Regions from separate parts of the Mus musculus genome. Here region 1 is linked to region 2. Evidence: chromatin contacts called from ENCODE Hi-C or POLR2A ChIA-PET data. All regions are on one chromosome and are shown on one strand. The core of a region is the stretch at or near the end of the contact, and the rest is flanking DNA. Distances in the headings are between cores, read along the strand shown.

The links. A loop is a pair of places that touch in the nucleus more often than their neighbours do. ChIA-PET counts read pairs that join two places held with the same protein, here RNA polymerase II (POLR2A).
Region 1: a map of CH12.LX shows a loop between it and region 2 (2.5-fold over the local background). The contact joins two enhancer-like sites. A Hi-C loop is called at or near these places in 1 of 37 maps with a recorded cell type or tissue (CH12.LX). POLR2A ChIA-PET finds 5 or more read pairs at or near these places in 1 of 5 experiments (embryonic stem cell).

The regions. Positions count from the first base shown.
Region 1 is chr10:4,179,859-4,184,917 of GRCm38, reverse strand. No RefSeq gene overlaps it. Among named protein-coding and RNA genes, the nearest start is that of Gm25369, 13 kb to the right of the region's middle. Within about 2 kb of position 2,882, at least 1 of the 3 ENCODE cell types and tissues checked has a DNase peak (open chromatin) inside an H3K27ac peak, as active enhancers do.
Region 2 is chr10:4,331,708-4,336,440 of GRCm38, reverse strand. All of the region lies in intron 2 of Akap12 (A kinase (PRKA) anchor protein (gravin) 12), which reads right to left. Among named protein-coding and RNA genes, the nearest start is that of Gm40592, 23 kb to the right of the region's middle. Within about 2 kb of position 2,909, at least 2 of the 3 ENCODE cell types and tissues checked have a DNase peak (open chromatin) inside an H3K27ac peak, as active enhancers do.

The DNA.
Region 1 (5,059 bases), core at 1,633-4,132, 150 kb after region 2:
GCCTTTGGCCTAAGCATGTCTGTGAGAAGGGAATGGTAGGCTTGACCATCTCCAAGCCCACCCCAGGACCTGCACATCTTTGGTACCTTCTCAGCTTGTGTTAGAGGGGTGTCATGATTTTTTACAGTGGAAGGATTGTCAAAGTCCTGTTTGTAATGAAGGCCTTGGCACAGGGGTTCAGTTAAAGCAGCTCTGTGAGGGCATACCAAAGGACCATGTGCAGCCATTAAAGTGTTGTTAGTGAGGGCCTTGGAAGATGGCTCAGTTGATAAAGGCCTTTCCCTCACAAACATGAGGACGGGAGTTCAGCTCATCAATGCGCCCATGTGAGAAACCACGTGTGATGGTGGGTACCTGTAATCTAGCACTGGGGAGGAGCAGACAAGGATCCTTAGGGTCTGCTGGCCAACGAAGCTGGTTACTTTGGTGAGTTCTAGGCCTAATGAGAGAACTTGTCTCAAAAGATAAGAGGGATTTGGCCAAACAACTGGGTAGGCCGGCCTATTCTATATGGAGGGTTCCAAGGCAAGCCAGAGCTACATAGTGAGTCCATCTCAAAAAATAAAAAGTCGAGTTTACAGAAGACACCCAATGTTGACCTCTGGCTTCTGCATACATGTACACTCAAACGTGTGCACTCACACATGAACACATATATGCATGCACACAATAAATAATGTCACAGAAATGCAACCATTGATGTGAGGTGTTATATTCAAGTAGATTGCTACGTGCATATAAATACATCATGGTGTGATCTTATCAAGACATACAGATGCTCGTTTTGTGTATATTACAGAAAGGTCTAAAAGGAAATGTTAATGGTGGCTTTTCTTACTTAAAAGAATGAGTTTTTCTGGCCATTTGCTTCCCTTTCTAGGTTCTCCATAGTTAATATATAATTTATAGTAATAATGAAAAGTACTGTGATTTTTTAAAAGATTACGCATGTATGTATGTATGTATGTATGTATGTACATTGGTGTTTTGCCTGCGTGTATGTCTGTGTGAGGAGGCCGGATCCACCAAGACTGGAGTTACAGACAGTTGTAAGCTGCCATGTAGGTGCTGGGAATTAAACCAGGGTCCTCTGAAAGAGCATCTGATGCTCTTCTCTGACAGCCCTGGAAATATACTTGTAACAGTAAGAAAATGTAAAGCAAGATCTTCCATTTGGAGGAAAGAATGCACCTAAGAACTGTCTGAAGTTGCACAAGGGGCTATTGTTTGTCTCTTGCAGGATGGGTTTAGAGAGACTGACTGCTTCAGCCACAGGAGGGTCTGGCTCCTGGGACAAAAAGGGATACGGGGGTGGGGGGCTGGAGTAAAGTGATCTAGAAAATGGGAATGGTAGTGGGACACCTGCAGGACATTTCGGAGTCCTCTGCACAGAGAGTCTTCTTCATCCAGTTCACATCAGATAAAATACCTTTCATCCTACTTGACCATGGAGCTAGGGACACATGTGGTCCAGTACAGACACTGAGGCATTTGACAATACTATTTGACAAAAGACAGTTCAACCGAGGAAGGAACAAAACTACCTGGACATGTCCCGAGGGCATCAGTTTTCAGTTTATATATTGTTGAGGAGACTAGGTGCTTTAAGTGGATATGAGTGAATTGGAGCCACACACTCAAATGAACATGAACAAATAAGACTGCCGGTGTCCTCTGACAGTATGCGCCAGTATGGACAAGGGGCAGAGGGTACAGGTTGTTTTGGTAGGGATCCATGTTTGAGTACTGGTAGTGATGGGGTAGGAGTTAGGGTTGGGGTAGAAGTAGGGGTAGGTTTATTTGTAGGTGTAGGGGGAGGGGTAAGGTAAGGGATAAATGTAAGGTTAAGGGTAAGGGGGTGTTTGAATTCAGGAAGTTGTAGCAGTGTTAAAGGGCTCCTGGGTGAAGTGGCAGTCAACCATTACATGAGACTGCAGAAGAGGACAGGCAGTGCCCAGTGGATATGATTTCACCTAGCGTTTGACTAAGACTTCTGTCTGAATGCTGGAGGGCAGTAGAGAAGCCTGATAGGTGTGAGGGTATAGTTCAGTGGTACAGCACTTGCCTCGTATGTGTAAGGTCCTGGGTTCGATTCACACATGTGCACATGCACATACACAGAGGGAGAGGGAGAAGGAGAAGGAGAGGGAGAAGGAGAGGGAGATGGAGAAAGAAAAGAGGGAAGAGAGGAAAAGAGGGAGAAAGGAAAAGAGGGAGAGAGGGAAAGAGGGAGAGAGAATAAATCTCATGCTCACTGCCATTTCCCATGATGCAAGTGTTCACCTCAGCACGCAGGAGGGCCTCCCAGATCACCCTTTGCAAACTGCTGCTTCCTTATCAGGGGACTTACCCAGTTTCCTCTTTCTTGCTCAAACTGAGCATAGGGTTAAATACAGAACTCCTAAACTGGCCATGGAGGCACAAGTCTGCAGTCCTAGTTCTTTTGAGGTAGAGGCAGCGGATCAGGAGTGCAGGGCCTCCTCAGTTATGTGGTGGCTACACAAACCCTGTCTCCAGAAAGAGAAAAAGAAAAATTAACCGTTGAAAATGCATGTATTTGGATCCCTCTCCACACCTCTTCTTTTGCCCTTTAGGGCTCAAGCACACACACACACACACACACACACACACACACACACACATACACACACACACACACACAGAGGCAGGGGCTGGATGCCATCTCTCACCCTGTACAGGACACAGGGGGGCCCTTTCCTGAAGGAATGCAAGGGGACATCCTGCCCTGATAGAAAACTCCTGTATTTTACTTCCTGTCCTATGGCCGAGAGCCCTGTTCCTAGCTAGAGTCCTGGCCTTTGTTGCCTCCCTTCTTCCTGTTGGCCCTTCCTCTCCTTGTTGTCCTTCCTGTCTCTACAGGGCAGGGGACATTGGGTGGGAGGACAGTCCTTTGCAAAGGAGATAGATACTTTTCTATGGCTCTGACTCCATCTCTCTCCTCACTCCATAGCAGCTGTCACCTGTGCATCTGGCCCCAGAGACCCCAACTGCCCTGCAGGGCTAGGCCAGTTCCTCTGTAGCCTGAGAGCAACAGGGTACACTCTTCTCTGCACTTTGCTTCCTCAAGCTCCTCCTCTGATGATCTCCATTTTCTAAACTGCAGGACATTCAGGGGAGGGGGAGGGGGGAGGGGGAGGGTAAGGGCAATTTGAGAAGGGCAGCAGTGGAGTGGAGGGAGAGAGAAGGGCAAGAACAAAGTATGTGTTAGAATGGGATGATGAAGTCCTCTTGGATGCTAACTATTCCACCACTAAAGCCCACACAGTGTGGTCATCTCTCTCAGGCAAGCTTGTCCACCTGGTTCCCTGGCTCTATAACAATCGGTTATCCTGAGGCACAGAAGTTTCTTTGTTTGCAACCTAGGCAATTCTGAGGCAGAGCCCTTGGCAACAGGTTGACATCCATTGCATATGGCAATTGCATATGGCACAAACTGGTCCTGATGTCTACCTCTGTCCCCTGGTCCAGTCTAAGCCCCCTTGATCTTATGGCCCTGCAGTTTCAACAATCTCTCTTTGTTTCCAGAGCGACTGGTTGGGTGAAGTCAGACTCCTTTGTCTGAAGTTTTATACCTAGCATGTCTGAGGAAATAAACCCTTGGGCATGTCTGTTCAGGCTTTCCTGGATCAGGTTGATTGGGGTGGACTCACCGTACATGTGGCTGGCACCATCCCCTGGGTAGAAGGTCTCAGACTAAACAATAAAGGAAAAAGCAAGTTGAGTACTAACTAGTACTCATTTCTACTTCCTGCAGATCCAGTGCAACCCAATTGTAATGGCTATTTCTGGTTGTCAACTTGACTATATCTTAAATGAACTACCACAATCCAGAATTGGAAGGCTCACCTGTGATCCAGATCTTGAGGCTGGGAGATACAAGTGTCTGAACTGGATCTTGGCATGGAGATCTTGAGGCATAGCGGCTATGAATCCCAGGAGACTAAGGCAAGGAGATCTCTGAGTTCAAGGTCATCTGGGACAAAGCAAGTCTCAGATCCAGGTACACAGCTTTAATTTGGGCCACACCTTCTGCTGGAGACCTACATAGGGACATTGGAAGAAGGAAGATTCTCTCTTCTCCTCCTGCTTGCCTTGTGGGACTGAGCAACTGCTACATCCTTGGACTTCCATTCACAGCTGATCATTGTTGGGGAGTTGGATTGTTAAGTCACCATAACAAATTCCCTTACTATATAGAGACGACCCATAAGTTCTGTGACTCTAGAGAACCCTGACTAATACACCAACTGTCTCATACTTCACTGCCTTCTTCCCCTCCATGATGGACGGTGCCATGGAAACAAGAGTCAAAATAAACCTCCCTTTCTGCCTTGGGTTGCTTTTGTCAGGTTATCTGTTATAATAACAAGATGATGAGCATCTATGTAGTAACAAGATGATGAGCATCTATGCACAGTGGCTGCCAAGACAGTTCCCATTCCTAGATTGAAGGACTCTAGTGCCTTTTAAGGACTGACCTTTTCCTATGCTGGCAAAACAATGGTCACAACAAGGCTGTTCAGATGCTGACTGTCTGTAAGGCCCTGGCCTGTAGGATGCTAGTAATGGAAAGTGGTACAATTTTGAGAAGACAGAGCTTAGTGGGACACCCTTGAGTCACTGGTGGCGTGTACCCCAGATGGGTTTTTGAGGTTCCTGGACTTCCTTTTTGTCTTTGTTCTCTGGCCCAAAGCAACCAGCTCAATGGTTTCTGGATTGGAATCATTGAAATGCTGAGCTTGAAACAAAGCAAAAAAACAGAACCCTTTCTTTCTGTAAATTCATTGTTTCAGGCATATTGTTATAGTTACAGAAAGTGGATGCACAGTAGGCCAAGAGCAGCACAGTGTTACTGACTGGTGTGCTAGCTCTGCTCGCTGAGCAACCTGCACCAAGTCTGGCTCTGCTACCTTGTAGACAAGTGACCTAATATCCCTGCAATCAGTTTTTGCATATTTTTAAAGAGGACAATGATGCTAATCTGTTTCTTAAGTGTTGTCATTAAGTGAGTTGCTGTGCCAGGTACATAATAGATGCT
Region 2 (4,733 bases), core at 1,660-4,159:
GTCTCTTGTGCAGTTTCTGATTACTGGCAAAAAGTATAAAACCAGGCAACACTGTCCATATGCACAGTGTGAAGTATAATCTAGAAAGCCATAGATCCAACCACTTAATAGTACCTTAAAAACTGAACGGTTCTTCTAAATACTCTGCCTGTGGCTCCACTGGGATTACCCGCTGGAACCCCCTCCTTCCCACAAGAAACTGAGCACGAGACAAATTAATAAAAAATGGAATACACAACACCTTATACACACACACACACAAAAAAAATGCCAGGAGAGAGGGAGATCTCAGAGGACCCATTCAAAGTGTTGTTCATCCATCCATCCATCCATGCAGACACCCTGACTCGGGCTGGAGAGAGGGTGCAGCAGTTAAGAGAATAAGAGAATAGACAACTCTTTCTGAGGCCAGAAGTTCAGTTCCCAACTAAAACTATAAGCTGTAACTATAGGCTCTAGGGGAATCCAACATCTCTGACTCTGGAGGGCACCTGTACTCATACACGGACTGACTGGCACACACATATACACATTATCACAAACAAATCTTAAAGAAAACACCTAATGAACTTGGAAGAAGAATGCTATTCATTTTTTTAAAACGTCTTTAATTTGTAGGTTTCATAAATGTCCACCCTGGCCAGCAGTAGAAAGACTAGAGACATGACAGATGGGACAGACTATGAAAGAGCCCTCGGCATAAACAAGCTAAACTATAGGAAGTGAGAGATATTTTTAGCTCTGCTAAACTTTTGAAGTCATTTAAAATTCCACAGGGAGACACGGCTTTGGGGGGAAGAGTCACACAGAGAAAAAATATGGAAGCCCTGGAAAGTCTACGCCCCACTTTGAGACAACAGATTTGGCAGCATTCATCTTAAATATTTAAATCGGAGCCACTTTTGTAAATGTAAGTTAGCAAGTGGAGTTTAATTTTCTAAGAGCGTAAACGGGAAAGTGAGCGTAAACACGCACTCTCCTATATAGCCAGTCTCAGACTATCTATCAAACGCCAAGTTAGTGGATTTGCAAATGCATTCTGAACGCCTGGCGTAGACTGCCCACTTCTAGAAGTTGGCATAACATTACAACTCACACAAGTAGAGTCCTAGAAAACAAGCATGGGAAAAATAATTATTTTCACTACCTTTTTTTTTTTTTTTTTTTTTTTTTTTACTAATACTTAAATGGCATTTCTTCCCTTAGGTTTAGTAACTATGTATTATGTATTAGTATTATGGCTAATACTAACCACGTATGACAGAACTAAACTAAAATATTAGCCTGATACACGACTTCACTCAACGTTCTTATTTAATGAGCTCTAGGAAGCACTGAACGCTTACAATTTCTCAGACATAGGAACTTTTAAAATTAGACTAGGGCAGGTTATCCACAGTGAATCTGATGCTGATTCAACTCGCTAGCTGCTGTGGCTTCTCTCAACAGCACAGCCCCCACTTCTCTAAGGGGACCGGATAAGGCTCCCAACCAGATGCATTGTCCCGTGAGCGCTTCCAGGAAGATTTTGGTTTAAATAAAAATAAAATGTGCGGTTCATTGGTTTCCGAGGGGCTATGGAATGCTCTCCATATTCAATTATCTCTCCCTACACCGGTGAAAGTGTAGGGAGAGATAATTGAAAGCTAATAAAATTCCAGCCACACGGCTCACCTCTTGAGACTCTTCTTCCAGAGTCACATCAGCAGGAAGAAGAGTCACCAGTCTTACCTGTGATGGTAATAGTCCCCAGCATATTTAGTTACAGTTTTCGGCCTCTTACGGCAGGAAGTCTCCTTCTCCTCTGTCTACTCCCGGCTAACCAGTGAGATGAAAAGGAATGCAGTCCTCAGAGCATCAAGGAAGCTCTCCAGCCCTGGAGGTGCAGCAATGCGCACTGGAGAAGCGCTTCTCTGGCTAATTATAGGACGGCCCCGCCCACGCCGTAGGCCCCGCCCACAGCCAGCCAGCCCACACCTCTGTCCGGACTTGGCTGCACCACCCGGGGAAGTCACGTGCCCCATTTTACAGGGCTGGTCTCTGTGCCTGGTCTGTCGCGACCCAGGAGAAAGTTTTAAGTCTCTGGGGTGAGCCAGACCCCGAGCATCAATATTTGATCCAAGCGGTGACTTCATCCCTGGCACCGACTCCTGCATCTCAAACTTTTAAAATTATGTAAAGGCAATAACTGCACAGATATTAAATTCTCCGATTTTTAACGCCATTTTTAAAGGTGGATGAGGTGCAAAGCGGCATTTCCTTTTTAAAGCCCATAGTATGTTGCCAACCGTTTCCTACACTCCGGTCAGCGTAAAGACCCACAACTCTCTGCGATCCCAGGCCTTTTGCAAAGGGTTGTCACAAAGCGAACTATCTTTAGCATTTAACCGAGACAACTTTCTAAAAAGCAGAAATATCTGACCTTTGGGTCTCTCTACTTTTCGTGGTAGAAATGAGCTAAACATTGGGTTGAAACTTCACCAACACTCTCCTCCTGTTACAAGCGTATAGCAAATAAAACAGCTGCATTAAAAATCCAGGCAGCCCAATATTTCTTTTCTGTTAATCTTGAGATTGTTTCTCTACAAAGACACAAGTAATAAATGAGCTGGATCTTCAGTTAGGATAGGTCCAACTGGCCTGTTGGAGCGAACCACCTCTCCCCACCCCAAAATAAAAGGTTATATTATTGCTCTTCTCGTCAGACTTGAAGGCCTTGTTCATGACTACTTAGGGAACTGGAGCGGGGAGATCGGTGCGGGAAAAAGAGTAGACAGAGACAAGCGACATAAAAAGGGGATTAAAAAAATTTTTTTTGAAAGAAAGATTTCAGACATCCACGATGGTTGCTGCTTCTTGCCACCAGGAGGCACAATGCACCACATTCCAGCCCAGAAAGAGCGAAAAAGGGACAACTCCTGGGCAATCAGACAATGGTTACACATATCAGCATTACAAAGATCCAGAAAGGCTTCCCAGCCAACGCCCAACCTGGCTTTGAGTCTCGGCAAGCCAGGCAATGGGTCTTATCCTGGTTGGTTAAGATCTGGGAGCAGACATTTGCCCTCTGCATTCCCAATAGGTGGGGTTTCAGACAACCCAGACATCTCTCTTCCCACCATCTATTCCCTGTGTGTAGATCATGGATAAGAAGCCCTATATGCAGGGTCAGTGGTCCACATTAAACTAGACACTTCCCCCACAGTGTCCCAGGATCCCTGAAGGCCCAGGGAACTAAGAATACAGAACCACTTCCCAGTATTCAGTTGTAGACAGCACATGGCAGTCACCCCACTCCTCTGTGGATTCGGGTTTACATAACTGCATCACCAACACCTTCCCTTCTGACCCCAAATTCTAACAACAGCGACGCCACTTTGATAGCTAAGGGGAAAATTCACCAGATACAAAGCAGACAAAACACTCTTTTAAGAAAAGGCTAAGTAAGGCAAGATCTTTGCTTTCATAACACAGGTGACAATACACTCCTCAAATGAGGTTCAAAGTGAGGCAGCTAAGGCTCAAAGACAGCACAATGGATGCTGTGCTAGAGGCTGACCCTCCCAGCACACAGTTATCTGGAATCACTACCTCCCTGTGTAATGAAGAACAGGGAGTATATATAGCCGTGACCATCAGCAAGTTCCTCTGGGGCTGGCCTTAAAATGGAAAACCATCAATCAGGACAGAGGCAGAAGGAAAGGTCAGACAGAGGGGTCACTGCAAGGGCAGGCACCGTTCCCTTGACATTACTCCTTTCCACTCGCGTGAAAGGAGACGTTTTAGAGCCAGGCATCACCACCTAAAACAAAGATGACAGAATATATGCCCATCACTTGGCGGAAGATTGCTAGGGGGTGTTTTCTTAAATCTGCATGATCTAGTCAATAAATATTTGCCAAGGTCATGCTCCACTTTTGTTGTGCTGAAATCCACTGGGCGCTAATCAGATATTATGGCCTTAGGATACTTAGTTGAGAGTGGCAACCCCTGGGGATACAAGGATAGAGCTAGCCTAAGAGAAGAATAGGGACTCCCTAATGTTGAATACAAAGAAGCAGCATCCTGGGGCAATGTCTGGAAAGAGTGATTTGGGAACTCAGGGGTGGGCTCCTCATAGCTACTGTTACTTACAGTTCATGTTCATGTTCAGAGGCCCAAGACAGCAAAGGAGAGCTAGAGATGCTAACCAGAAATGCTAGTTAACAAGGAAAGATTTCTACGGACATCTTAAGAACTTTGTAATAACACAGTCTCAGCAAGGAAAGCAGACAGCCAGGAATGGTGTACTTGTGTAATTCCATCACTGTGGACAGAAGGCTAGCCTCAGCTACATAATGACTTTGAGGCCAGCCTGGGCTACATGAGTCTCTCCCAAAAAATAAAAATTACAGTAACAGGACAAACAATCTGAGTACAGCATATAACTTCTTTAAGATATACAGAGATGCACATAACAGCACACACCTGTAATAGCAGCACTTAGGTAATAGAGGAAGATCAGGAGTTCAAGGCTACCCTCAGGCCAGCTAAACTATTGGACCACATTTCAAATAAGCAAAGAAAGAAAGAAACAGACAAGAGATGCAAATGTGGGGCTAGCGGGATGGTAGCTGAGTCATTAAAAGAGGATGTTGTTCTTGCATCCAGCACCCATCTTTTTTCTCTGCTCCCCCCCCCCCACACACACAGGGTTTCTCTGTCTAGCCCTGGCTGTCCTGGAACTCACTTTG